Regions from separate parts of the Homo sapiens genome. Here all the other regions are linked to region 4. Evidence: chromatin contacts called from ENCODE Hi-C or POLR2A ChIA-PET data. All regions are on one chromosome and are shown on one strand. Each heading gives the region's core, a stretch centred on a gene start or an enhancer-like site at or near the end of the contact. The rest is flanking DNA. Distances are from core to core; before and after follow the strand shown. Region 1 holds the start of MLF2 (myeloid leukemia factor 2). Region 2 has its middle 18 kb from the start of CLEC2D. Region 3 holds the start of GAPDH (glyceraldehyde-3-phosphate dehydrogenase). Region 4 holds the start of FOXJ2 (forkhead box J2). Region 5 holds the start of TPI1 (triosephosphate isomerase 1).

The links. Hi-C counts contacts between places; a loop is a spot of excess contacts on that map. ChIA-PET counts read pairs that join two places held with the same protein, here RNA polymerase II (POLR2A). Pooled maps may share reads with other maps.
Region 1: POLR2A ChIA-PET joins it to region 4 with 10 read pairs in activated B cell. The contact joins the promoter of MLF2 here to the promoter of FOXJ2 in region 4. A Hi-C loop is called at or near these places in 1 of 37 single-sample maps with no recorded cell type and 6 of 50 pooled maps. POLR2A ChIA-PET finds 5 or more read pairs at or near these places in 1 of 52 experiments (activated B cell).
Region 2: a pooled map shows a loop between it and region 4 (8-fold over the local background). The contact joins the enhancer-like site here to the promoter of FOXJ2 in region 4. A Hi-C loop is called at or near these places in 5 of 50 pooled maps. POLR2A ChIA-PET finds 5 or more read pairs at or near these places in 3 of 52 experiments (SK-N-SH, activated T-cell and naive thymus-derived CD8-positive, alpha-beta T cell).
Region 3: a pooled map shows a loop between it and region 4 (4-fold over the local background). The contact joins the promoter of GAPDH here to the promoter of FOXJ2 in region 4. A Hi-C loop is called at or near these places in 8 of 50 pooled maps. POLR2A ChIA-PET finds 5 or more read pairs at or near these places in 3 of 52 experiments (BJ, H1 and activated T-cell).
Region 5: a loop to region 4 is called in a pooled map, with 2.5 times the contacts of the local background. The contact joins the promoter of TPI1 here to the promoter of FOXJ2 in region 4. A Hi-C loop is called at or near these places in 1 of 168 maps with a recorded cell type or tissue (CD8-positive, alpha-beta T cell) and 14 of 50 pooled maps. POLR2A ChIA-PET finds 5 or more read pairs at or near these places in 1 of 52 experiments (activated B cell).

Annotation. Positions count from the first base shown.
Region 1 is chr12:6,751,590-6,756,772 of GRCh38, reverse strand. It overlaps MLF2 (myeloid leukemia factor 2), which reads left to right and starts at 3,632. Exons shown (of 9, transcript NM_001382226.1): 1 at 3,632-3,834; 2 at 4,411-4,488; 3 at 4,719-4,848; 4 at 5,097-5,132. The coding sequence starts at 4,439. RefSeq lists enhancers at 3,076-3,245, 3,276-3,325 and a silencer at 3,496-3,735.
Region 2 is chr12:9,649,770-9,654,320 of GRCh38, reverse strand. It overlaps the pseudogene LOC374443. Among named protein-coding and RNA genes, the nearest start is that of CLEC2D, 18 kb to the left of the region's middle. RefSeq lists an enhancer at 3,441-3,620 and a silencer at 4,396-4,445. Within about 2 kb of position 2,745, at least 9 of the 41 ENCODE cell types and tissues checked have a DNase peak (open chromatin) inside an H3K27ac peak, as active enhancers do.
Region 3 is chr12:6,530,785-6,535,867 of GRCh38, reverse strand. It overlaps GAPDH (glyceraldehyde-3-phosphate dehydrogenase), which reads right to left and starts at 1,351. Exons shown (of 9, transcript NM_002046.7): 1 at 1,299-1,351; 2 at 1,007-1,058. The coding sequence starts at 1,035. GAPDH-DT (GAPDH divergent transcript) reads left to right here and starts at 1,461. Exons shown (of 2, transcript XR_002957397.2): 1 at 1,461-2,404; 2 at 2,725-3,952. It overlaps NCAPD2 (non-SMC condensin I complex subunit D2), which reads right to left. Exons shown (of 32, transcript NM_014865.4): 30 at 5,051-5,083; 31 at 4,792-4,947; 32 at 3,913-4,541. The coding sequence ends at 4,456. RefSeq lists silencers at 1,060-1,199, 1,920-2,169 and enhancers at 798-1,571, 1,572-2,345, 2,346-3,119, 3,080-3,209.
Region 4 is chr12:8,031,175-8,035,857 of GRCh38, reverse strand. It overlaps FOXJ2 (forkhead box J2), which reads right to left and starts at 3,142. Exons shown (of 11, transcript NM_018416.3): 1 at 2,025-3,142. RefSeq lists silencers at 3,048-3,287, 3,308-3,457.
Region 5 is chr12:6,865,607-6,870,678 of GRCh38, reverse strand. It overlaps TPI1 (triosephosphate isomerase 1), which reads right to left and starts at 3,148. Exons shown (of 7, transcript NM_000365.6): 1 at 2,998-3,148; 2 at 1,692-1,815; 3 at 1,496-1,580; 4 at 1,289-1,421; 5 at 906-991; 6 at 543-630; 7 at 1-414. The coding sequence starts at 3,112. The coding sequence ends at 296. USP5 (ubiquitin specific peptidase 5) reads right to left here. Exons shown (of 20, transcript NM_001098536.2): 20 at 4,047-4,695. The coding sequence ends at 4,602. RefSeq lists silencers at 2,542-2,981, 3,252-3,301 and enhancers at 3,571-4,232, 4,233-4,895.

The DNA of each region.
Region 1 (5,183 bases), core at 2,383-4,882, 1.3 Mb after region 4:
AGAAAGGGCCGGGCACTGTGGCTCATGCCTGTAATCCCAGCACTTTGGGAGGCTGAGGCGGGCAGATCACGAGGTCAGGAGATCAAGACCATCCTGGCTAACACGGTGAAACCCTGTCTCTACTAAAAATATAAAAAAATTAGCCAGGTGTGCGGGCACCTGTAGTCCCAGCTACTCGGGAGGCTGAGGTAGGAGAATGGCGTGAACCCGGGAGGCGGAGCTTGCAGTGAGCCGAGATCGTGCCACTGCACTCCAGCCTGGGCGACAGAGTGAGACTCCGTCTCAAAAAAAAAAAAAAAAAAAAGAGGGAGGGAGAGAGGGAAAAGACAAGAGGGATGGAGGAAGGGAGAGAGGAAGAGAGTGAAGGAGAAGAGAGGAAAGGAAATGAAGGAGAGGGAGAGACCCGGAGAAGGAAGACAGACACAAACTCTGGTTACTTGCAAAATTACATCCCTTTAATTCCTGGAGTAGACAACTGCCTATATGGTATGTCTCCAAGAACTCTGAAAATGGGCTCTTGCATTTGCTCTTTCATCCTCACCTGTTCAAGAGGTTTTTTTTTTTTCTTTTTTTCTTTTTTAGAGACAGGGCCTTGCTCTGTCTCCCAGGCTGGAGTGCAGTGGTGTGATTATGGCTCAAGCAATCCTCCCACCGCAGCCTCCCAAGTAGCTGGGACTACAGGCACACACCACCACACCTGGCTAATTTTTTTTACTGAAGAGACAACGTCTCACTATGTTGCTCAGGCTGGTCTCCAACTCCAGGGCTCAAACGAGCCTCCTGCCTTGGCTTCCCAAAGTGTTGGAATTACAGGTGTGAGTCACTGTGCCTGGCCAACAATTTCCTTTTTTTTTTTTCTTTTTTTTATTGAGACGGAGCCTTGCTCTGTCGCCCAGGCTGGAGTGCAGTGGCAAGATCTCGGCTCATTGCAACCTCTGCTGCTGGGTTCAAGCGATTCTCATGCCTCAGCCTCCCAAGTAGCTGGGAGTACAGGCACGTGCCACTATGCCTGGCTAATTTTTTTGTATTTTTAGTAGAGACAGGGTTTTGCCATGTTGGCCAGGTTGGCCAGGCTAGTCTCGAACTCCTGACCACAAGTGATCCAACCACCTCGGCCTCCCAAAGTGCTGGGATTACAGGCGTGAGCTACCGCGCCTGGCCAGCAGATTCTTAAGTTTTGGAAGGAAGAAGAGAAAGGACTCTAGGCACCTAAAGGCGGTACGTAAAGGATAGCAGGTGGCTGAGCACAGTGGTTCATGTCTGTAATCCCAGCACTTTGGGAGGCCAAGTTTGGGCGAATCACTTGAGCTCAGGAGTTTGAGACCAGCCTGGGCAACATGATGAAACTCCCCATCTCTACAATTTAATTAAAAAAAAAACAAAAAAACGGATAACAGGTAACTAAAAAAGAAAAAGGTGGCTACAAGACTGTATGCCTTCAATTGGCAGAGACCGTGTCTTATATTTTGTATGTATGCTTAATACAATGTACCTAGGACAGTTCCAGGCCTCATTAAACATTTGCTTTTTATTTTTATTTTTATTTTTTTTGGAACAGAGTCTCGCTCCATCCCCCAGGCTGGAGTGCAATGGCGTGATCTCGGCTCACTGCAACCTCCACTTCCCAGGCTCAAGTGATTCTCCTGCCTCAGCCTACTTGTGGGATTACAGGTGCTTGCTACCATGCCCGGCTAATTTTCGTTTTTGTTGTAGTTGTTGTTTTGAGACGGAGTCTCACTGTCGCCCAGGCTGGAGTGCAGTGGCACAATCTTGGCTCACTGCAATCTCCATCTCCTGGGTTCAAGCGATTCTCCTGCCTCAGCTTCCTGAGTAGCTGGGATTACAGACATGTGCCACCACGCCCAGCTAATTTTTGTATTTTTAGTAGAGACTGGATTTCACTTTGTTGGTCAGGCTGGTCTCGAACTCCTGATCTTGTGATGTGCCCGCCTCAGCCTCCCAAAGTGTTGGGATTACAGGCGTGAGCCACTGCGCCAGGCCTTAAACATTTGTTGATTGGCTGGACAATAAAGAACTTGCTTTAGAAGGAGGAGAGGACAAAAGAAAAAAAATGGATAGGATCTCTTTAGTTAAGTTTCAGCCACAGAACCTTTACTGGGACAACTCTTGATCACATGTCAAACTGCTTTCATTTGGGGCAAGAGGATAAGGGGAAGTTGCATGGTGGGAAGTGCAGAGATCTGGAAGACAGAAGATTTTACTAAGTCTCTTCCCCCAGAAATAGCAATGAAAAACAAATTTACTTGTATTCTGTCTGTTTTCCTTTGACTTGCCAGTCTGTCAGCTTATATCTTAATTATCTATCTCTGCTCCCTGTCTCTATTATTGTTTTTTCCTCTTTAATAATGATCAAGTCCAAAGAAACGTGAGAAGCCCTGTTCCTAGCACCTTTTCCTGAGTCACCAGGGACCCCCTCTTTCTCCCCCAGGGAATTACTGGGAACAAGTCTTTCTCATTGGGTCAGACTCCACACAGCACTAATATGGCTAAAAGCCAGAGTAAAGAACCAGGGAAAGCTGGAGTTTGGATGAGTCTGGTTAAAGTCCATCCTAGACAGTCCAAATGCCCTGACCCCAAAGGGGAAGGCCCTTCTCTCCAGCAGAGCCAGATTTTATGCAAGACATTTAGTATGTCAAAGTATCAGTCTCTGGCCTTGGAGGCAGGTCTTCTGGGCCCCGTTTTAGCTCCTCCCCTGGGTGATCCAGGTTAACTGAGCTCTCCACTCCTTTGTTCCCCCAAACTTTAGACCTTTGACCTAAGAAAGCAACCAAGAAAGGTCAGTGCAGGACTGGGAGCTCTTGAGGACACAAGAATTAGAGTAAAAGGAAGGGGAGAGTGGCATTAAACTAATAGATTCAGAACTGTAGCCTTTCCCCAGTCCAACCCTTCACAGATGGGTAACGGGGGAGGGTCCAGGTCCCTCTCCAACGCGAGTTCTCAAGGGCCTCCGGTTCCAGCCTGGCCGAGGAGCGCCATCTGGCGGCCAACCCCCCAACCTGGATCCTCTGCCCCATCCGACTTTCTGAAGCCCGAACTAGATCTGGGCTGGAGAGTTTCACCTCCTCTGCGTCACTCCGGGGACTCCGCCCTGCCAGGAACGCTCCTCCTCAAGCGGGGACAGGCCCAAGCGCCTCCCCCGCAGGAAAACTGCCCATCCTCCCTCTAGGGTAGACTGCTTCTCCAGTAGAGTCGGCTTAAAGCTCCCCCCAGGGATCCGCCCCGCCTCGTCGCCCACAGAGCGCCCGCCTCTCCCCAAGGGGCATCTGCCCCTCGTCCTCCAGTTTCCCCTTGAGGAGGGAGAGAGAACGTGCTGCACTGCGCCCCCAGGTTCAACCTCCAACCCGGTCCCTCCCGAAGAATGGATTCCTCTTCTCCTTCTCCTCCCCTGCCTTATGGGAGCCTCTTCCAGTCCACAGAACCCAAATCGAGGTTACTAATGAGCTCCCCTTCTTCGTGCCCAGGGGACCCCTCTCGGCCTCAGGCTCTGCTCCCCTGAGCTTGGCCCATGGCCCCGGCGCCCCTGGGACTCGGCCCCAGCCATCTCACCACCCGCGCCAGGGGGCGGGGCTCCCACGGCCCGGCCCCGGGTGGGCGGGTCTATCGTGACGTCACTTCCGCCCGGGCCTGGCCGAGGTTCGGGCTCCGTTGGCCGAGGGGGCCGTACGGAGGTGGCAGCTGTGGGAGGAGGCGGCGTGGAAGGCCGAGGAGCTCAAGCCCGGACCAATCCCCACGTTCCGGGCCGCGACCCTGACCCTGCAGCGTACCGGGAAGCGAAACCGGCCGGATGGGCCGCTGAGCCCGAATCGGGCACTGGTGAGGCTCGGGCAGAGCTGGCAGCCCCGGACGGGAGCGGGCCCACGGGGCTGCAGGGTCTGGGAGCCCGGGATGCGGGGTGGGGAGAGGAGAGGCTCAGGCCTACCTCTCCTGCTCGCCTGGCGGGGAGGCGGGAGCTAGAGGAGTCGCAGACAGGCGCGGGGGGCTTAGTGAGGCCCGCCTGGGGGAGGCCTGAGTGTAAGGAGGGGGCGGGGTGACTGGGGTCATTAATGGGGCGGAGGACCTGCACTTGGCATTCTCATCTAGAACGGTGTCGTCGGCGGGAGGAGGGGAGAGTATGCTACCGGCCAGAGCTTTGGGAAGAGGATGGCTCTGAGTGGGGGAGGGAAAAACCGAGAGGGTTGGAAAAATTTTCCATGGCCCTAATTGAGAAAGAGGTTTGAAGAGCCCTTCCCTCCCTAGAGGGTTGTGTGGAACACCTGGAGTAGGGTCTCCCTGGAGTTTAGGGGGTCAGTTACAGGATTTGGAAAGGACAGTGCTCTGAGAGTCCCCACACTGAGTGGGTGTGCAAAACCCTGGCCACCTCCAAGTATCTGAGCTTCCATATCTTTCCAGTGTGGAGCCCCCTGGAGCTGAGATCAGGATGTTCCGCTTCATGAGGGACGTGGAGCCTGAGGATCCCATGTTCCTGATGTGAGTATTCCCTCCCCCTCAAGCTCTCCCACTCCAGGTCTCTGAGCAGTTCAGGCAGACATCGGGGTTCCCATTGCTAGGAATGGTTGGAACTGGCTGGATACCTAGCTCCTACCTAGCAGGAAGTAGGCATCGGTGCCACTGTTGCTCTGTGCGTATTTTTTTGCAGGGTGGTGGAGGGATTGACAGTTTGGCGCTTCTGCCATCCATACTATGTGCTCACTCCACAGGGATCCCTTTGCTATTCACCGTCAGCATATGAGCCGTATGTTGTCAGGTGGCTTTGGATATAGCCCCTTCCTCAGCATCACAGATGGCAACATGCCAGGGACCAGGCCTGCCAGCCGCCGGATGCAGCAGGTAATGATGCTGAGACACACCTGAGACCCAAAGAAAGGTTGGAGGTTAGTTAGGAAAGCACTTAATTTTCTTGCACTACAGCCAACTGAGCAAGTGAAATGCTCTAGGAGTTGGGGAAAGGGTCAGGAAAAAGGGCTTTGTGACTCCCTTTTGAGAGGATGGAAAAAAATTGAGGCCATGGGCCTGGTTTGGGATTGTAAAGAGATAGGATGTGGTCTCTAATTTCTGTTCCTCATGTGTTCCTGTAGGCTGGAGCTGTCTCCCCCTTTGGGATGCTGGGAATGGTGAGTCTTTATCTCCCTGTGTCCTTCCATCTCAGACACACTCTCTACCCT
Region 2 (4,551 bases), core at 1,496-3,995, 1.6 Mb before region 4:
CTTCCCTCATCTAGTCTCCCTATTGCACTGAAGGTCAAAGCCAAAGTCTTTAACTGACCCTCAAGGTTCCTCCGTTCCTGATTCCCCATGGTATCACTCTTCTTCTCCATCTTCACTTTGCTTCACCTACAGCAGCCTCCTTGCTCTTCCTCAAATAAGCCAGGAAGAGTCCTCCTTCAGGCTTTGGTCTACTTGTTCTCTGCCTGGAATAGGTTCCTTCACATGGTTCCTCCATCTCTTTCAAAAGGTTGCTGAAATGTCACCTTCCTAAGAAGGCTTAGTTTTGTCAACCTATTGCAACCTGTTATACCTCCACCCTTATTTATTTTTACTTGTGTTTTTCTGCTGGAATATAAGTTCCAAAGGGCAGGAATTCTTTTGTGTGTATTTTGTTTGCTGATGTAATTCAAGCATTTCACACAGTGACAGGCACATAATGGAGCTTAATAAATATTTATTGACAACAAAAACATATGGAGAATATTGTACAGTTTGGAGAACAAGTAACTTACCTGACAAAACAATAGAAAGTGCAATCACACTTGTAGTCAGGACTGCAATGATGAACAAGCAACAATAAACCTTGACAGGAGTTACTGGAGATATAAGTGCTAGACATTGTCTTTGCAGAGTTTTATCTGTAAAATAGAAACATCAGAATCTCAATCTCAGGAATATCGTAGGGAGAAAAAATTTATCATAGAATCAACACTAAGATCAGATGTACTTCAATTCTCCTACTGCCAACTCCTTTCACAAAAGGGCTTGGTTCATAAATGAGAATAATGGCCCAAAGAGGGCTAGAGATAAAAATCGAATTCTCCCCACCCCCAGGGAATCTTCCAGTTACTGGAAAAAGAGTAGAAATTGGGATGAAAAAGAAACATACACAATCCAGATTTAGCCCCATAGTAAAGCAGCTGGTTAGAAGCAACAAGGGAAGCAGAAAATAAATCAATGTAATTCACCATATTGACAGAATGAGACAAGGGACAACATATGAGCATCTGAATAAATGCAGCAAGAGGATGTGAAAAGCTTAATATTCATCCACGATAGTAAGACTCAACAAATTAGAAATTGAAGAACTTTCTTCAACCTGATAAAGGGCATCTACAGAAAAACTACAACTAGCAACAACCTTAACGATGAAAGAATAAATGCTTTCCCCCAGTGACATAGAACAAGGCAAGGATGTCTGATCTCTCTCACCAATCCAATTTAACATTTTACTGGATGTCCTATTAGGGGCAAAAAGGCAAGAAAAAAGAAATAAATGTCATACAGATTGGAAAGAAATAAAAGCATTGCTATTCACAGACAACACAGTTGTCTGCATGTAAAATTCTAAGGAATCTACCAAATGGCTATGAGAATAAATGAATTTGGCAAAGCTACAGGATTACCTATGTTCATATATAAAAATCACTTATATTTCCATATTCATAATTATGAAGTGGAAATTTAAATATAAAAACAGTATCATTTATAATAACATGAAAGATATCAAATAAATATATCAAAATATGTTTAGGATCAGTATGATGAAAGCTGGAAACCAAAGGGACAAAGAAATCAAAGCAGACTTGAATCAACAGAGAGATATAAGATATTCATAGATTGGAATATGCAATATTGCTGGATGTCAATTATACCCAAACAGGTTTAGAGATTCAGTGCAATACTGATAAACATTGCAGTATGAATTTTTTGTAGAAATAAGCAAGGTAATTTTAAAATTATATGAAAAAGCAAAGAACTAGAATAGCCAAACAATTTTGAAGGAAAAAAAAATGGCCAAATTTGGAAATCAGGGAACCTGCTTTCGTAATTTACAAAGTAATAGAAACAAAGACAGTATGATATTGACAAAAGAACAGACACATAAATCAATGGAACAGAAAAAAGGTTTCAGAAACAAATCTAAACGTGTATCATCAATTGACATTTGACAGACGTGGAAAGTAATCAGGTAGGTAAGGGGTAATATTTTCTGAACATGTAGTGCTGGAACAATTGAGTGTCCTAATGCAAAACAGTGAACCTCAGCTCACACCTAATACCTTATAAGAAAATTAACTCAAAATAAATTTTAGACTCATATATAAAGCCTCAAACCCTAAAACTATTAGAAGAGGAAAATTACATTTTTGTGAACTTGAATTAGGCAAAAATTTCTTACATACAACACCAAAAGCATTATCAATATTTTAAAAATTGATAAATTGAACTTTAACGTAATTAAAACTCTCTGCTAGAAAAAAAACCCTGAAAAGGGAATAAAAAGACAAGCAAAGGCAGAAAAACATCTCTCTAAAAAGCGACTTGTATCTAGAATATATTAAGAACTCAAAACTCAACAATAAGAAAACGAAAACTAGATTAAAAAGTGGGCCAATGATTTGGAGATATACTTGATTAAAGAGGATATATGAATAGCAAACAAGTGCATAAAAACATGCTTGAAATAACCAGCCATTTGAGAAATACAAATTAAAACCATGAGTGACTACTACATGGTTATTAGAGTGGCAAACAAAACAGAAAAAGAAACAACTGCTGGTGAGGAAGGGATGTGATATGGTTTGGATCTTTGTCCCCACCCAAATCTTATGTTGAATTGTAATCTCCAGCGTTGGAGGTGGGGTCTGGTGGAAGGAGATTGGATCATGGGGGCAGATTTCCCCCTTGGCACTGTGTCATGATAAGAGTGAGTTCTCGTGAGATCTGGCGGTTGAAAACTGTGTGGTGCCCTCCCTCACTTCCTCTCTTCCTCCTGCTCTGGCCAAGTGAAGTATGGACTCCCCCTTTGCCTTCTGCCATGAATTGTAAGTTTCCTGAGGCATCCCCAGAAGCTGAGCAGATGCCAGAATCATGCTTCCTGGCCAGCCTGTGGAATGGTCAGCCAATTAAACCTCTTTTCTTTACAAATTACTCAGTCTCAGGCTATTTCTTTATAGCAGTGAGAGAATGGACAGGATGCAACTGGAATTTTCATGCATCATCACTGGAAATGCAAAATGTTATGGGCATTTTGGAAAACAGTTAAGCAGTTTGTTATGGTAAATGTAAATTCACCACATGCCCTAGCCATCCTATCCCTAGGTATTTAAACAAGGGAAGTGAAAACTTGTGTTTACCCAAAAACCTGTAAGGAATATTTTACACCAGGTTTATTCATTATCACAAAAAACTAGCAACAACTCAAATATGCTTCAGCTGCTGAAGAGGTAAACAACTATTCCTCAGCCCTAATAAAAGAAAAAACTCGATCACACATTCACAATTGTCAATTTCTTACTGTGTGTTAGCTGGCCAAACTTTTGTCAGGTTTTTCTCCTCCCCACAGGCCCTACACGTGTTTGCCCGCAAGTTTGCCTAAATGCCTCAAAGCACAGACTTGCAAAAAACATCCTGCCTTAACCTGACCACAGACCACATTGCACCATTTCCTGCTGAAACGCCTAGACTTTGCCTGCTCTCTCCCACACCACTAACTTTTTTTTTTTTTTTAAGACAGAGTCTCTGTCGCCCACGCTGGAGTGCAGGAGCATGATCTCGGCCCACTGTAAGCTTCCACCTCCCGGGTTCATGCCATTCTCCTGCCTCAGCCTCCCGAGTAGCTGGGACCACAGATGCCCACCACCATGCCCGGCTAATTTTTTGTATTTTGTTTAGTAGAGACGGGGTTTCAGCAGGTTAGCCAGGATGGTCTCAATCTCCTGACCTCGTGATCCACCCGCCTCAGCCTCCCAAATTGCTGGGATTATAGGCATAAGCCACCGCACCTGGCCTAACATATTTTTGAAATCAGTGTTATTCCTATTGCAACAGTCCTTTTGAATAAAGTTTCTCCCTAAGTCCAGACTTGTTTTTCTTTGACAAATGATACATACTATAATACAGATGACTTGAAAATGCATTATTGCTAAGTGAATGAAGTCAGATTCTACATTTACCTACTGCAAGATTCCATCGATGTGACATTCTGGAAAAGCAAAAGTGCAAGATCAGAAAACAGATGAGTGGTTGCCAAGGGCTAGCGGTAGAGGAAGAGACATTCTACAAAGGGACATGAGGGAATTTCGAGTGGGTGGGTATGGCTCTATATCTTGACTTTTATGGTAGTAACATGAGTATATATGTTTACCATAGAAATCTACACCAAAAGAGTGAATTTTACTGAATATAAATTATAATACTTTAAAAGTCCCTGCCAACTTTCGTCCGTTTAATATACATCTACAAGAATAACAGGGAGCTTCAGCTTAAATTCTAGACAGGGGGAAAGATGGGTAAGATTGGATGATCTTAAGCAGTAAATATCGTTTGGATTTTGGCTCATATAAAAATATCAACCTTTATTCTTTCTGGTTCTACACTAACGCAAAATTGTCTTAAAGGTTCAGAATACTAAGACTTCCGTAATTCTTTTTCATTGCTACTAGGGTAATGTGTAACTCTCCCCTTAAAACTTCCCCCAAATCTCCCATTTGCCTCTCTTAATAATCTTCTAAATGTGCCTGCTTTCTCTTCTTCTTTTTTACATCT
Region 3 (5,083 bases), core at 102-2,601, 1.5 Mb after region 4:
ATGGGAGAGAGCCCCAGCCCAGGCCCCCAGCTACAGAAAGGTCAGCAGCTATATTTAACCTCAGACCAGGGTGCGGTGGGAGATCTGGTTTCCGGAAGACGGAATGGGGAGAAGGGCAGGTTCCCCGAGGCGCCCAGACACCCAATCCTCCCGGTGACATTTACAGCCTGGCCTTTGGGGTCGGGTCAACGCTAGGCTGGCAGGGGAAGGGCGGGGCCGTGAGGTGAGCCGGCGCTGCAGGAAGGGGCCACCACCAGAGGGGCCATTTTGCGGTGGAAATGTCCTTTTCCAACTACCCATGACTCAGCTTCTCCCGGCTTGGCACCATGCCACAGCCACCACACCTCTGCGGGGAGGGGACACAAGAGGACCTCCATAAACCCACTTCTTTGATTTACCAGAGAATAATCTAGGAAAAGCATCACCCGGAGGAGAAATCGGGCCAGCTAGCCTCGCTCCACCTGACTTCCCCGCCACACGCGACTCCACCCATCGAGGCAGGAGCGCAGGGTTAGTCACCGGCAGGCTTTCCTAACGGCTGCCCATTCATTTCCTTCCCGGTTGCAACATGGCGGCCGCTCTACCGCAGGCGCAGCATCCGGACAGGGATGCACCCGCTGCGCACTAGCATCCCGGGGCCTGCGGTGCCGGAGGCCGTGGGGGAGGGGCTCCTCTGCGACACGTGACCCCGCAGAGCGCGAAAGGAAAGAAAGCGTCCCCCACCTAGGGGTCCGGGTCGGGATCTCGGGCGGGAGTAGGGACCTCCTGTTTCTGGGGACTAGGGGAAGGAGGCTCCGGGCAGATGGCGCCGCAAGGGCGGAGCTGCACAGGGCGCCACAGCCTGGGTGCGGGGCTCCGCCAGGTCCGAGCGCTGACCTTGAGCTCTCCTTGCGGGGAACAGCTACCCTGCCCCCATACGACTGCAAAGACCCGGAGCCCGCAAGGCTCGTAGACGCGGTTCGGGGGCGGTCGCAGCCCAGGGCCCCCCAGCCACCCGCGAACTCACCCGTTGACTCCGACCTTCACCTTCCCCATGGTGTCTGAGCGATGTGGCTCGGCTGCGCGGAGGGAGAGAACAGTGAGCGCCTAGTGGCCCCGGCCGACACACACGCCTCCCCTCCCCTCCCCCACCAGGCCTCCATGCCCAGCCCGCGCCGCATCACGTCCTCCGCCCGCCCCTGCAATGCGGAGGCCGCCCGGGCCCACCCCGCAGCGGCGCGAACACATCCGGCCTGCGCCCGCCCCTGCCGCCTTCAGGCCGTCCCTAGCCTCCCGGGTTTCTCTCCGCCCGTCTTCACCTGGCGACGCAAAAGAAGATGCGGCTGACTGTCGAACAGGAGGAGCAGAGAGCGAAGCGGGAGGCTGCGGGCTCAATTTATAGAAACCGGGGGCGCGGCGGCAGGCGGTGACTCGGACCCCGCCTCCCGCCAGGCTCAGCCAGTCCCAGCCCAAGGTCTTGAGGCCTGAGCTACGTGCGCCCGTAAAACCGCTAGTAGCCGGGCCCTACTTTCTCCCCGCTTTTTTTTTTCCGCAGCCGCCTGGTTCAACTGGGCACGCACCGAGCGTGTGGGCCCCGACGTAGGGGGGAAGGGACTGAGATTGGCCCGATGGGAGGTGATCGGTGCTGGTTCCCAGGACTGGACTGTGGGCAGCAGGACACTAGGGAGTCAAGGACGGGGACCCTTACACGCTTGGATGAAACAGGAGGACTTTGGGAACGACTGAGATGGGGAATTGGAGCCGGAGCCCAGCACCGCTCGCGGCTGCACGCGGCCTGCCCCCTCCCCTTTCTTTCTTTCAAAGGCTGAGAGGCGGGAAAGTTGGGGAACTTCTCCTCGAGGCTCTGCGGTAGTGACACCGGACTGCTCAGGCAAAGGCCTAGGAGGGGCCCATGGGCCTCGGGCGGGGGCCCGTGGTTCCTTCCCAGCCCCCACTTCCCCCTCCCCATCTCCTGGCTCCTGGCATCTCTGGGACCGAGGCCTGGGCTGGGCACTGGGCACTGGGCACTGGGGGCCTGGAGAGGAAGGAGGCTCGGGAGGCGGCTTGAGGGGGAGGGGGAGGTTTCTGCACGGAAGGTCACGATGTCCTGCAGCCCTGTAGCCTGGACCTGATAATTAGGGCAGACAATCCCGGCCCTGTGTGCACCAGCGGCTCTCTCCGGGCTGGGGCCCCAGGCGGAGGACAGGATGGCTGGTGGGGGCCCAGAGGCCTCCCACAAAGGCACTCCTGGAAACCTGTGGGCTGTGCTGCCTAGGGAGAGAGACAGTGTGCCTTTCATTCCATCCAGCCTGGGGCGAAGAGCGGGACGTGAGGGCGGAAGTCCCTCCCCGCCCTGGGACGTGCAGGCGAGCCAGGAGCCAGGGACTCCCTTTCACTGGCTGCGCCGGGGGATATTGAGGGCAGGGTGAGTCAAGAAGAGGGAAAAAGTGGGAAAAGAGGTCTTGGGCACACGGTGGGAACAGGTCCCCTGCCCCCTCCCACAGGGGATCCATTCTTCTGGTAGGAGGGCAGAGGGCCAGGTTTGTGAGTGTGGGATGGGAGGGTGCTGAACACTTGTAAGGAAGGGGGTGGGGTGGGGTGGCCTTGGCCCATCAGCAGGTGCATGGGAGGGGGATCCCGGGCCTCTTTGCTGGCCCAGCATAACCTGACACCAGCCCCCTGCCCTTCTAGCTAAAAGCCGGTTGCTAAGTTTAGCCTGCCTGGTGATAATCTTTGCTTAAAAAGCACCCACAGGACTCCAGTCCCTGACCCTGCCTTTCTGGGATTGCCTTTCCTGCTGGGACCCAGAGCCAGGCTGTGTCCTCGTCTGGCTGCCACTGGCATGGTTGGTGCGGGCTTTTCACAATGACCACCCAGAGCAGAGTAGCAAGAGCAAGGCAAGAAGGTCCCTAATGGTGAAAGGGGTGGGGTGGGGGAGTGGAGGAAGCCCCACCTCTGACTCAGCTATTCCTGCAACCAGGACCGTTAACCCTTTCTCATTGAGAGCATTAAGAGCACCTCCATGCTCCTGCACCACCCAAGCGTGATCTTCCCCTCTGCCTCATGCTTGTCATTTTTCATTACTGTCTTCTCCCCGCAAAGAGGGAGCTCAGTGCCCAGGGAGCACTACTGACGTAGTGTGCTGTTGTCATGACAGCAGAGGCACCAGTGTGGTCACGACAGCCAGCTCACAGCCTCCGGTTCGAAGGTGACTCAGCAGAGAAGACTTGAGGAGCTGGAGAGGGGTGCGCAGGCTTCAGGGGGCAGCCCGCCTGCAGCATAGCTCACGCCCTCTGCAGACCCGGGAACAATGAGGAATGCTGGGAGACAGGTCTTGTCTCCTGCAGAGCTGGAGGGGATCATGATCTGAACTTCCACGAGCCTGGGCCGGTCTGCTGCCAACCTTTGGAGATGGGATTAGGGAACACGAGTGGGGGTGGGGTGAGGCACACGGCAGAAAGCAACCCTTGGTCTAGAGCAGGTTTTCTCAACTGTGACGCTATTGACATTGTGGGCCGTGTGATTCTTTGTTGAGGGGCCATCCTGTGCACTGCAGGATGTTGAGCCACATCCCTGGCCTCTTCCCACAAATGCTGGTAGCATTCTTCCCCTATAGGCTATGACAACAAAACAGGCCCCAGGTGTTGTCAGATGTCCTCTGGCAGACAAAATTGCCCCCGGTTCAGAAGCACTGATCTGGAGCCTAGGCACTGCATAATTCTCCCCAGAGAGGCTGTCTGGTCACTGTGCAGGGTCCAGAGGTTGAGAGGGGAAAGGTGGCAGTGACGGGGCAGGAAGCTCATCTGCCATCCCGGGACAGGCCCTAGGACTCTGGGCTCACTCATCTCTCTCTGCACTGATAACCCTCTCTCTGCTGCATGAAACTGGGCTAATGTGAAAGATGAAACAAAGACAAGCTTAGGAAAAAATGTCTAAAAGTATATAAAAACATTTATTCATTAGAAAACAAGGAGATTGGCAAACATATATTCCAAAGTTGAAGCAGCTCAACGCAGTTCAGTTAGGCTAATTTAAGAGAAAGCCTTGCATTTTAAAGAGCGTGTAGGCATTTTTTTTTTAATTTGAGATGGAGGTTCGCTATTGTTGCCCAAGCTGGAGTGCAATGGTGTGATTTCGGCTCACTACAACCTCCGCCTCTGGGTTCAGGCGATTCTCCTGCCTCAGCCTCTTGAGTAGCTGGGATTACAGGCGCACGCCAATACGCCCGGCTAATTTTTTATTTTTAGTAGAGATGGGGTTTCTCCATGTTGGTCAGGCTGGTCTCGAACTCCCTACCTCAGGTTATCCACCCGCCTTGGTATCGCAAAGTGCTGGGATTACAGGCGTGAGCCACAGTGCCCGGCCTTTTTTTTTTTTAAAAAAAAGAGACAGACAAATATTTTACAAGGGAAACAGAATTCGAATTCCAGGTCACCCTACAGGATACCCTGCACAGGGAGGACAGGAACAGACTTCCTAGGATCTGTGCCTGCGAGCCGATGCTCTGAGAATGGGAGTTGTTTTCTTGGGTGTCTCGTCTTCTGTCATCTCTGCTGAAAGATCTATGCAAAGAATTAAAGGAATAAGAAAAAGCTGAGTCACAAAGATGGTGAAAAAATAGATATCAGAGAACAAGTGAGACAATCCCACACCGCACAGAAGAAATAAAATCCAAGCTGTACAGGAGAGGCCCTTCTGCGGCAGTGGGGCAGAGCATCTACACTCAGGCCCCCGCAGCAGGTCCTATGGAAACCAGCCCTCTGCACCCTAGCTGTGTGCCTTCTCGGCCGGGAACAGGCGGGAGCATCATACCTTCCTCACTGGACTCATCACTTGAGAAGACAACTTTGGGTTTCTTTTTGGAAGCTCGCTGCTGGGTGTTTGGATGCCGACGGGTAGTACGGCGGGGCTCTGGTGTGACAAAGTCATTGTCTGAGGCTGTAGAAGCCAGAGGCTGGTACCTAGAACCTAGAAAAGGCAGGAAAACGTGATTTAAAAAAGAAGAAGAAACAAATCACTGCAGGAGGGGAGGGCCCAGTCTGGTCTCGCCCGCACAGGCTGCCTTACGTACCAGTGGATGGTTTCTTGGCTGATGGCGCTCTCT
Region 4 (4,683 bases), core at 1,893-4,392:
AAGGATGAAGGAATGAGGAACTATCATCTCTTATCTTCCCGGGGGAACTAGGTGTAGTCATAAGACATGGTCTGGGAAAGCACACTCTCTAAACCACAGTTAATCCCACTCAGTAGCCACCTACTTCTAACTGATTCCAGAGAAGCAAGCAGGGTTAGGGAACTCAGTCCAAGCAGGGCCAGTTAAACTGCGTGGCGGTGGTGTACTTGGAGATGTTGTGATATAGTTCACCCTGAGCCATTCAGGCAGGTGCACGCCAGCATCTGGTGAAGTACTTTATAAGAAACAGGCTGCTGTTAACCAGCGAGGCCTCTTTTGTAAAAGGTAGGGGAAGGAGTTCTGGAGTTAGGAGTCAAGGATCCTCATCCTTCTGAGACCAGAGGTATCAGCAATGAAGCTCTCTTATTAGTCCTAGAAGAAATGATCCCAGCCTGAGACTGGGTTGCCCTGCTGCTTAAAGGACTGTCCTGTAGACCGTCACGAGGGCTCCCATTGACTGGGGGGAGGCCAAGCCTTTCCCCTCAGGTGGCCATCCTTACCACCACCTATCCATGTCCTTGTACAGAGGCACCTGCTTCTAGAGGCCCACCAGAAACATACAATTCTAGGTAACTGGAGTATAGTCTGAAAAGCACATAAGTACCTGTCTCCACACACATACCCACTTGAAACAGAGAGCCACATTCACATGAATTAAGAAGTATATGCATGTTGTCCTATAGCACAGCCACACAAACCTGTGCCCTATCTCATATACCACCAGTAGCTTCCAGGACAAATGACTGTACTCAGGAATTTAGGTAGACCTCACCCATGCCCCAGAGAGAGGAGGAAATATGAAAGGCCAAGTCAGATGAAGCCTCCTTCACAACTTGTCCTTGCTGTGAGACAGAAGATAAGGTATCTGCTAATGGTGAGGCAGGAAAGCAGACAACCAGCTAGTGACCTCTCCTAAAAACAGCCTAGGCTTCAGGGGAGGATTTCCTGGTACCCTTTTCCTGCCTTTTCTGAAGATTCTGGACTTTGATAATTCCCTAGCTTATGAAGGAAAACTTTAACACAAGGTTCGAGGGACTCAGAACTGAACAAGAAACAGGAAGGGAGAGGATGAGACTATTAGGTACTTTTCTGGAAGGAAACTTTATATACTCCTCAGAAGTGAAATCTCTCCAGTGGTCAACTTGTTTAACTGGAAGTCTGGACAGAAGCGGAGCAGCAGCCCTCCTCCCTTCGTATCCAGGATCTAATTTTTCCTGAAGAATTGTGAGCAAAAAACAGGAGTCGAGAAGGGGACTGGGGCAGTGGTTCAGGGCCAGCATCAAGGAAGCACTTTAACCCGGGAGTTGGCATTCCCCTGCACACTTTCTTCTCGCCTCAGAACATGTGGGATTCCCATTTTCCCTTTGGATTTTATGGGCAGAGGCATACATCCAGCTAGGAATGGAAATGTCAGGAGAGGAGGCCTCTTGGTATCTGAGATAGGATGAGCAGGAACAGATTGCTTTTCTTGTCAAGGGAGCTATAATTGCAGTAAGCTGGAGGGAACACCTCTGGTGAACACTAAGCTGACCTCGGCATGCCCTGGGCAAGGCCAGGACCCCAGATGCCACCGTGATTTTCATGACAGCCCACTCTCCAGGGGAAAAGGCCCAAGGGTGAAGGGTGGTATGGGAATCTTACCACTGGTTGGGTTGTGTAAATCACTGCTACACAGTATGCATGTTCTCAAAATGCAGCTGTTTTCCGATAACCCTTTTCCTCAGCATGAAAACATCCACTTCCCTAAGGGACCTAAAATGAATCCCATCCCTTTAGTCCCCAAACACTAAGAAACCCATTTCTCAGAGCTTCTGCAGCAAGATGTGGGTTCAAATCCAGGAGCTCCCTTGGATCACATTTCCCATTGGATTTTCTGAGTCATCACTCTGTCTTCCCCGGCAGTGAAACCCACGATCCACCAGCTCAACCCCCTACACCCACTAGTGCCAGACAATGACAGAGAGAAGATGAAAGAAAGCACTAACCTGTCTCCAAGGTTCCTCCGGCAAAGGGAGGGAACCACCTGGTACTGGAGTTTGGGGTTGGAGGGATTCCCCTCTTCAGAGGCAGGTGACGGCTCTCATCCTCAGTGGCTCTTCCTGGACGAGGCTGAGCCTCCCAAGTTGGTGAGGGGAACTGGGTCCCCTGAGGATGAGGAGTCAAGGTTGGAGGAGGGGGAGGGGGAGGAGAAGGAGGTCCTACTTGGGGAAGGTGGCACACCCCCCACACCCTGCTTGTTACCCGGGGGAGGAGGGGAGGAGCCTCTCCCAACCAGGAGTTGTCTCCTCCCCCTTGGGGGAGTTCCCCTCCCCCCCAAACTGGATCTTTCTGAGGTGGAGGGCTCTTTCTGTCTGCTGGAGATAGGAGCGGAGGGGCTCCACCCCGTTCCACTGTCTAGGCACGAGGAAGTTGAGGGGGAGGTCTTCCCCTCTCCAGAAGGCTGAAAGCCGATTCCTCTTCTTTCCCTGGAGTGGCTTCTGAACGTAAGGACTCCTGTCTCCTGTGAATAGTGGTGGGCCGAGGGTGCCTACTCCACAGGCACAGCCCCGTCTCTCTTTGCCTCCAAAGTCCTGAACTGTTGAGAGTGTGTGTTTGGAGGGGCGGGGGCGCGCTAGGGTGGTCTCACTCTGCTTCCCTACGGAAAGCTCCCTTCTTTCCACTTCTGGGGGTCTCCTCCCCGGCCAGTACAGGGGTCTTCCTCGCCTCTAGGCAGGAGAGAGGCGTCCCCTCCAGGGGTCTCTTCTTTCCCTCACCCGAGTGGTAAGGGTCTTTTCTCTCCAACAGGGGGAGAGGTTGCTCGCGTCCCCGCTCCCGCCTCCGCTCCCGGGGTGCCCCAGAGGGTGGGGCTTTCGTACTCCCGGCTGTCCCTGAGCTGGCCTGGGCAGCACGGTCCGGGAGGCCGCGGCTCGAGACTCCGGTCCCTGCTACTGTGGCGGCAGCACCTCCTCTAGGGCCGTCCTGTCGGGTCCGCTCCCTTCGGCGCGTGGGGCTCCCCGCGCTGCCACCGCTCGGGCTCCGACCAGTCTGGGCTCCCGGGGAGCCAGAAGGCGGGCAGACAGTGTCAGGGCTCGGCGCGGGCTCGGGCTCGGCTCGGCTCCGCTGCAGGCCCCGGCTCCTCCCCGGCCTCCGCGCCGCGCTCCGCGCCCCTCCCCCTCCCCCGCCCGCCGGCCGCTGCCGCCACCGCCTCCCGGCGCGGGTTAAGGAGGAGCCGGGAGACGCCGAGCCGCGGGCAGCGCCGAGCCGCGAGCCTCGCTACCCGGTGTGCGCTCCGCCTGGAGAGCCACGGCCGCTCTCACGCCGGCGAGGGATCTCGCCGCCCTCGCCCACCTGCGGCCGCGTGGCTCCGGGAGTTCGCCGTCTACCCGGGATGACAACTCACTGCTCCCCGTCGGGAGAGTCCCTAGTGCGCACCGTATACCGTCAATTCCAGCTGACACCCCAACTCCGGCGTTTCATTCTGTTAAACTCCGTATACAGATGAACAGCCCCAGCTTTCTCAGGACTGTCTTTGATGGGCTTCTCTTTCCCTCGAGATAATTTATAAAGGATCATGAGCATTGAGGTGAAGATTGGGGTGAAGTTTATATGTTACCCTTATATCATCCTGGAATTCAGTAAATGCTCCTTGAATGAGTGGATACATGATAAATGAGCGTGTAACGGTGAAATAAACATCAGAAGATCTGGGTCCTGTTCCTTGTTTCAGCTTCCTAAACTTGTGCATGGCCCTTGTTCTCCGCAATCTTGCTCAGCGAAGAAGGGACCTTGATACTTGGCCTGCTTACCCTTTACAGCTGTCACATCCTGAAGTCATATTATTCTGCTGCAAATTCTCATATATTTCATACTCTGGCTTTTTTTTTTTTTTTTTTTTTTTTTTTGAGGTGTTGTTTCACTTATTGCCCAGGCTGGAGTGCAATGGCACGATCTGGGCCCACTGCAACCTACGCCTCCCGGGTTCAAGCGATTCTTCTGTCTCAGCCTCCCCAGCAGCTGGGATGCCTCAGCCTCCGGAGCAGCTGGGATTACAGGCGCGCGCCACCACGCCCGGCTAATTTTTGTATTTTTAGTAGAGATGGGGTTTCACCAAGTTGGCCAGGCTGGTCTCGAACTCCTGACCTCGTGATCCACCTTCCTCGGCCTCCCAAAGTGCTGGGATTACAGGTGTGAGCCACCGCGCCCGGCCCATACTCAGGCTTTTTAAACTTTTATCAAACTACCCTACTTTCTTTCCTTTCTTTCTTTATCTTTTTCTTCTTTTTAAATAGAGGCAGGGTCTCAGTATGCTGCCGAGGCTGGTCTTTAATTCCTGGGTTTAAACTATTCTCCCTTTTTATGCCTCCAAAGTGCTGGGATTACAGGCAGGAAACACGGCCCGGCCTACTCTCTACTTTATAGCACATAAGATAATAGGAGGCCAGGCGCAGTGGCTCACGCCCGTAATCCCAAAGCTTTGGGAGGCCGAGGCGGGGGGATCACTTGAAGTCAGGAATTGGAGACCAGCCTGGCCAACGTGGTGAAACCCCTGTCTCTACTAAAAATACAAAAATTAGCCCGGCGCGGTGGCGGACGCCTGTAGTGCCGGCTAAGGCAGGAGAATCGCTTGAACCCGGAAAGCGGTGGTTGCAGTGAGCCGAGACCGCG
Region 5 (5,072 bases), core at 1,899-4,398, 1.2 Mb after region 4:
CTAGGGCCTAGGGAACCCAGGAGCAAATCCCACCACGCCTTCCATCTCTCAGCCAAGGAGAAGCCACCTTGGTGACGTTTAGTTCCAACCATTATAGTAAGTGGAGAAGGGATTGGCCTGGTCCCAACCATTACAGGGTGAAGATATAAACAGTAAAGGAAGATACAGTTTGGATGAGGCCACAGGAAGGAGCAGATGACACCATCAGAAGCATATGCAGGGAAAGGGCAGTTACTGGGCTTCTGGGCTGCTTAGTCCCTGGCTTGGCAGGAAGGGTAGGGAAGATGGATGGGGCTCATTGTTTGGCATTGATGATGTCCACGAATTCGGGCTTGAGGGAAGCACCACCCACAAGGAAGCCATCCACATCAGGCTGGCTGGCCAGCTCCTTGCAGGTTGCCCCAGTCACAGAGCCTGGGAAGGGAGCAGAACAAGGGCTTGGTCAAGAATGGGATGAGTCTGCCCCATCCCCACCTCCATGTCCGAGGGCTCAGTCTAGTCCTCAGCCCACTCCACCTCAGCCGGGAACCAAAGCCACTCACCTCCATAAATGATACGGGTGCTCTGAGCCACCGCATCAGAGACGTTGGACTTCAGCCATCCTCGGAGCTTCTCGTGTACTTCCTGGGCCTAGAACAAGAAGCTGGCCTAAGTAAGACCTTTTCTGCCTCTCTAAGAGGAAAAATCACTGGCACCAGTGGACACTTAGTGTGGTTTCTGACTGAGTCAGAGTACCAGGGCTCTGATCCAAGCCAGGCCCTGGACTGGATGCCCTTGGACAAGTCACTGTCTCTGGGTTCAAGGTCTCTGTGTCTTTGAAATAAGGGGTTGCCCCATGTGGGCTGTGTCTGTCCAAACCTATTGAGGCAGGCTGGGATGAGGGCAGGGCTCCTGGGCCCGGTTACCTGTTGGGGTGTTGCAGTCTTGCCAGTACCAATGGCCCACACAGGCTCATAGGCCAGGACGACCTTGCTCCAGTCCTTCACGTTATCTGCAGGGCAGAGATACAGATGGAGGGAAGGGTGAACAAGAAAGAGCTCTCCAGCCAGGTTCTCCGGAGTACGAAGAACGGTGGCCTACTGCCCCCTAGTGGACATTGGGGGATTTCCAGGTGGCATCTACCTTGGGGCTGGAGAAGTCATAGGCCCCAAGCAAAGATTGTCACTCCCCCTCCCCTTTTTCCTTTTCTGGATCAGCATGGGGACCAAGACAGGCTCCAGGGCCTGACCCTACCCTCTGAGTCTCTGTGGCCCTGGATAGGCTCAAAGGTCCCTTTCTCCAGAGATACCTGCGATGACCTTTGTCTGCTCGAAAACAACCTTCTCAGTGATGCCAGCTTCCCTTTCATCTAGCTTCTCCCCAATGCAGGCGATTACTCCGAGTCCCTCTGCCAGAGCATGGGCCACTTTCTGCCCAATCAGCTGTTGAGAAACAGACTTGGTGAGACATCCTTCTTGGAAAAAGACATCCCTTATCTTCTCTCTTGGCTACTAACCTCATCTGACTCCCCAAAGACATGCCTTCTCTCTGAGTGCCCCAGGACCACCCACGTGGCTCCGCAGTCTTTGATCATGCCAGGGCTAAAGGAAGAGATGAAGCCAAGGTTCAGCAGGGAGCCCACCCTGTGGCTTTCCCCTCAACGAGGAAAGTGAGGGAAGGGTCCCACACACCCCTCTCCACCTCGATCTCACCTGATCTCCCCAGTAAAAGCCCCATTAGTCACTTTGTAGCAGTTCTGCGCAGCCACAGCAATCTTGGGATCTAGCTTCTGCCGGGCGAAGTCGATATAGGCAGTAGGGGGAGCACAAACCACCTCTGAGGACAAGATGGTACCACAGGGGGATGAGACTAAAGAAAGCCTTCATTCCCCACAATTCCTAACCAGTGCCCTGGAGCCCCCCAGCCCTCACCCTCTTCTTCTTGGTTCTGCTCTCCCCCTTTTCACCCCAGCAAGATGACCTTTGTCCATTTTCCAGCCCAGGCTGGGTCTGCACTCAACTCGAAGAGCCTTCCAGATACCCCTGAGAGGCCACGGCCCTCACCCTGCCCTCTGCTCTTTTAACAGCTGGGGCTCCAATTTCCTCGAGCTATTCTCGGCATAGGCACCTCACAGACTCAGCATTCTCCAGGGAGCAACCCTGCTTCCCTTCTAAAATAGCCCATCCTCACCTCCCCTTTGCAAGGCAAGGATTTGTAGCAAAAGGAGAGGGGCCAACTCCTGGGGTTTGTATTGAGGCCTCTGGGGAATGAACGAGAAGGGGATGCCTCTTTGGATCAGGCCCGCGGCTCTCCGATTTCGGTGGAGGGAGGAAGGAGGATGGAGGAGAGCATCCTTTGCCCGTGGGTGGCAGAGACCTAACTGACTCAGAGGCCTTGCGCTTTGCTGTTTCCAGGTTGGGGAAAGCGGTAGGATGGCTCCTCACTCCCAAATCGCTCAGCCTGTTTGGCACGGGCTCGGTCCCTTCCGTGGAAGGCGGGAGTCGTTCAGGTTGCCGAAGGGAAGGGGTCAGATCTGGGGCTCAGGGAGCCCGAGCAGCTCGGCGCGGGGACGCGGACGCCGGCGAGGAAGGGGAGGAGTCTGGGGCTACGTGCGGCGGCGCACGGCGCGGGAGGCCAGGGCGCAGGGAGCGGGAAGCCCACGCGGCCCAGCCTCCCCCGGTCTCCCGCAGAGCCTCGGGCTCCGCTCCTAACCCCGTCGCCTGGCGGGCACAGCCCCAGTGCGCGCCCCGGGGCCACCTTCCTCCAGGAGACCCAAAACGTCCTTACCTGCCCCATAGTCCAAGGGGCATCATGTGCTCCGCCCTGCCCCCTCGACGCACCGACGGGGCTGCGGCTGCGAGGCCCCTGCCCGGACCCCAGCGGCCCTCGTCCCACAGCCCTGCATCAGGTCCGCGCGGATACCGGCCTCGGGGCCTCGGGGCCTCGGGAGAGGGCGCTGCCACTCCTGCCCCGGCCCCGGCCCCGGCCCGGCCAGACCCCTCCTCGGCGAGGGCTTACCGGTGTCGGCCGGCACCTTGGCCGCGTTCAGAGTGCCGATGAGCTCCCCCAGACTCTGCTTCCGCCCGTTCATCTTCCAGTTTCCCCCAACGAAGAACTTCCTGGAGGGCGCCATGGCGCTGGAGCCGAGGCGCTGAAGGTCAGTGTCTGCGCGCAGTCGCGGCCACTGCCCACTTATATAGAGCGCCGCGAAGTGGAACTCCGCCTCCTCGCCGTCCTCCGCCATGGCCCGCCCAGTCCCCCGGAGCCCTGCCCCCCGCCCGCCCTCCTGCCGCCGCCCCGGCCGCCGCCCGATGATGCACTGTTCCGACGTTCCCCCTTCTTGTGGCAACGTTCTAGGAGAGTCGGGGGCTCGGTCGCCTCCGCCTCGATTGCGGGGCTTTCGGGACAAGGCGAGACCTGTGAGCTCCGGCGCTCAGGGGAACCCTCGCTTGGCGACTTGAGTCCCCCACGGGGCCAGAAGTGGTTTTCAAGCGGAACTAGCTGGTGGCAACTTGGCCGTAGCCCAGATCGCCCACTGGGGCAGAGAGGGCCCCTCTCCAACTGTGGGATAGACAACCTCCTTCGCCCATCGGAGCAGCTCATGCCCGACTGCTGAGCAGGCACCCTTGTACCCAGGGAGTCTACCTGAGTGAAAACTTGCGGGACAAATGCAGGGTTCACAGCGGGAGGGGCAGCCCACACAGGCATAGGCCGCCAGGATCATCCCAACCCTCGCCCCGGCTGGCAAGGCCTGGCAGGAACTGCAGGGACTGAGTCCCAGCCTGAAGCCAGCTAGCCAGTTAGGGACATTTGGGAAATCCTCCACTCCTGTGTGAATAAAGAGAGGGAAGGGTTCTTCACTCCATCTTTCCTTGGCTTTGTGTCGGCATTTAGTCACTCTACTCCACCTCCCCACCCAACCCCAATTTTCCTAGAGCTCTAGAACCAGTGAAAAGTGGAGACTTGACTTTGGCAGGGAGGCGGCCAGAGTTAGGAGTTTTCTTAAGCGCCCTCCTGCTAACCCCAGGAAGGTAAGCCTCTCCCCCAAGGTATCAAACAGGACACAATTTAGCCGTTGTACTTTTATTCACATCGTGTATTTTGGCATTTTCCAGAGAAGGACAAGGAAGAGACAGGGTGGGGGAAAGACTGAGGCAGGAGGGCAAGTCGGGGGGTCCCTATTTCCCTCACATCCCTCCTTGACCAACCACACAGGGGCAAACAAAGGGGGAGGGGAGGCACAGGTGATCGCTCCACTGGGAGAGGATGCACAAAGCTACACCCACGCGCACAAACGAGACCCCTCCCTCCACACCAGGGGGCTGGGCGGGGCGACACAGAGAAGCAGAGCACTGTGGATTCCGGGGGCAGGGGAAGCAACAAAGTCTCCTTACAGACAGGTGGCCGGCCCCTCCCGTCCCCGTCCTGCTCCATCCCCAGAGTCTATCGCTGCCCCTCTGCTCTGCCCAGCCATTCTCCCACGGCCTCCAGCTTCTTCCCTGCTGCCGGGGACAAAAGGAAAAAGGGTACAGAGCAGAGGGGCTGAAGTCCATCCCTCAGCCCCTCTCCCTCATGCCAGGTGGTCTTCCCCTGCCCTCATTGGTAAGGGGTGAGGCAGGCTCTTAGCTGGCCACTCTCTGGTAGAAGTAGATGTAGCCCAGGTCCTTGGGCGGCTTCTCGGAGGCACACACTTTCTGGTCATTGTAGATCACCCATCTGGGGAAGTGGGGAAAACAGAAAAGGATGAACAAACTGGGCATTCAAAGTGGCATCATGTAGTCTCTCAGACATGGCCCCTGGAAGTGCTCTCCACACTCTCTGCCCATACCCCAAATCCACAGCCCAGCCACCATGTGCCTTAAGGGAGCTTCACAACCTCACAAGGGTCACGGACCCTATTATGTCTTCAGATCCTCCAGTACCTTTACAACCACCCTCCACCCATTCCAGGGAGGCAGGGGGTTGGTAAACTTTTTCTGGCAAGGGCCAGATAGTATTTGAGGTTCTGCAGGCTCTCTCTCTGGTCTCTGACACAACGACTCAACTTTCCTGCCGCAGCGTGAAAACAGGCACAAACAACACATAAACAAGTG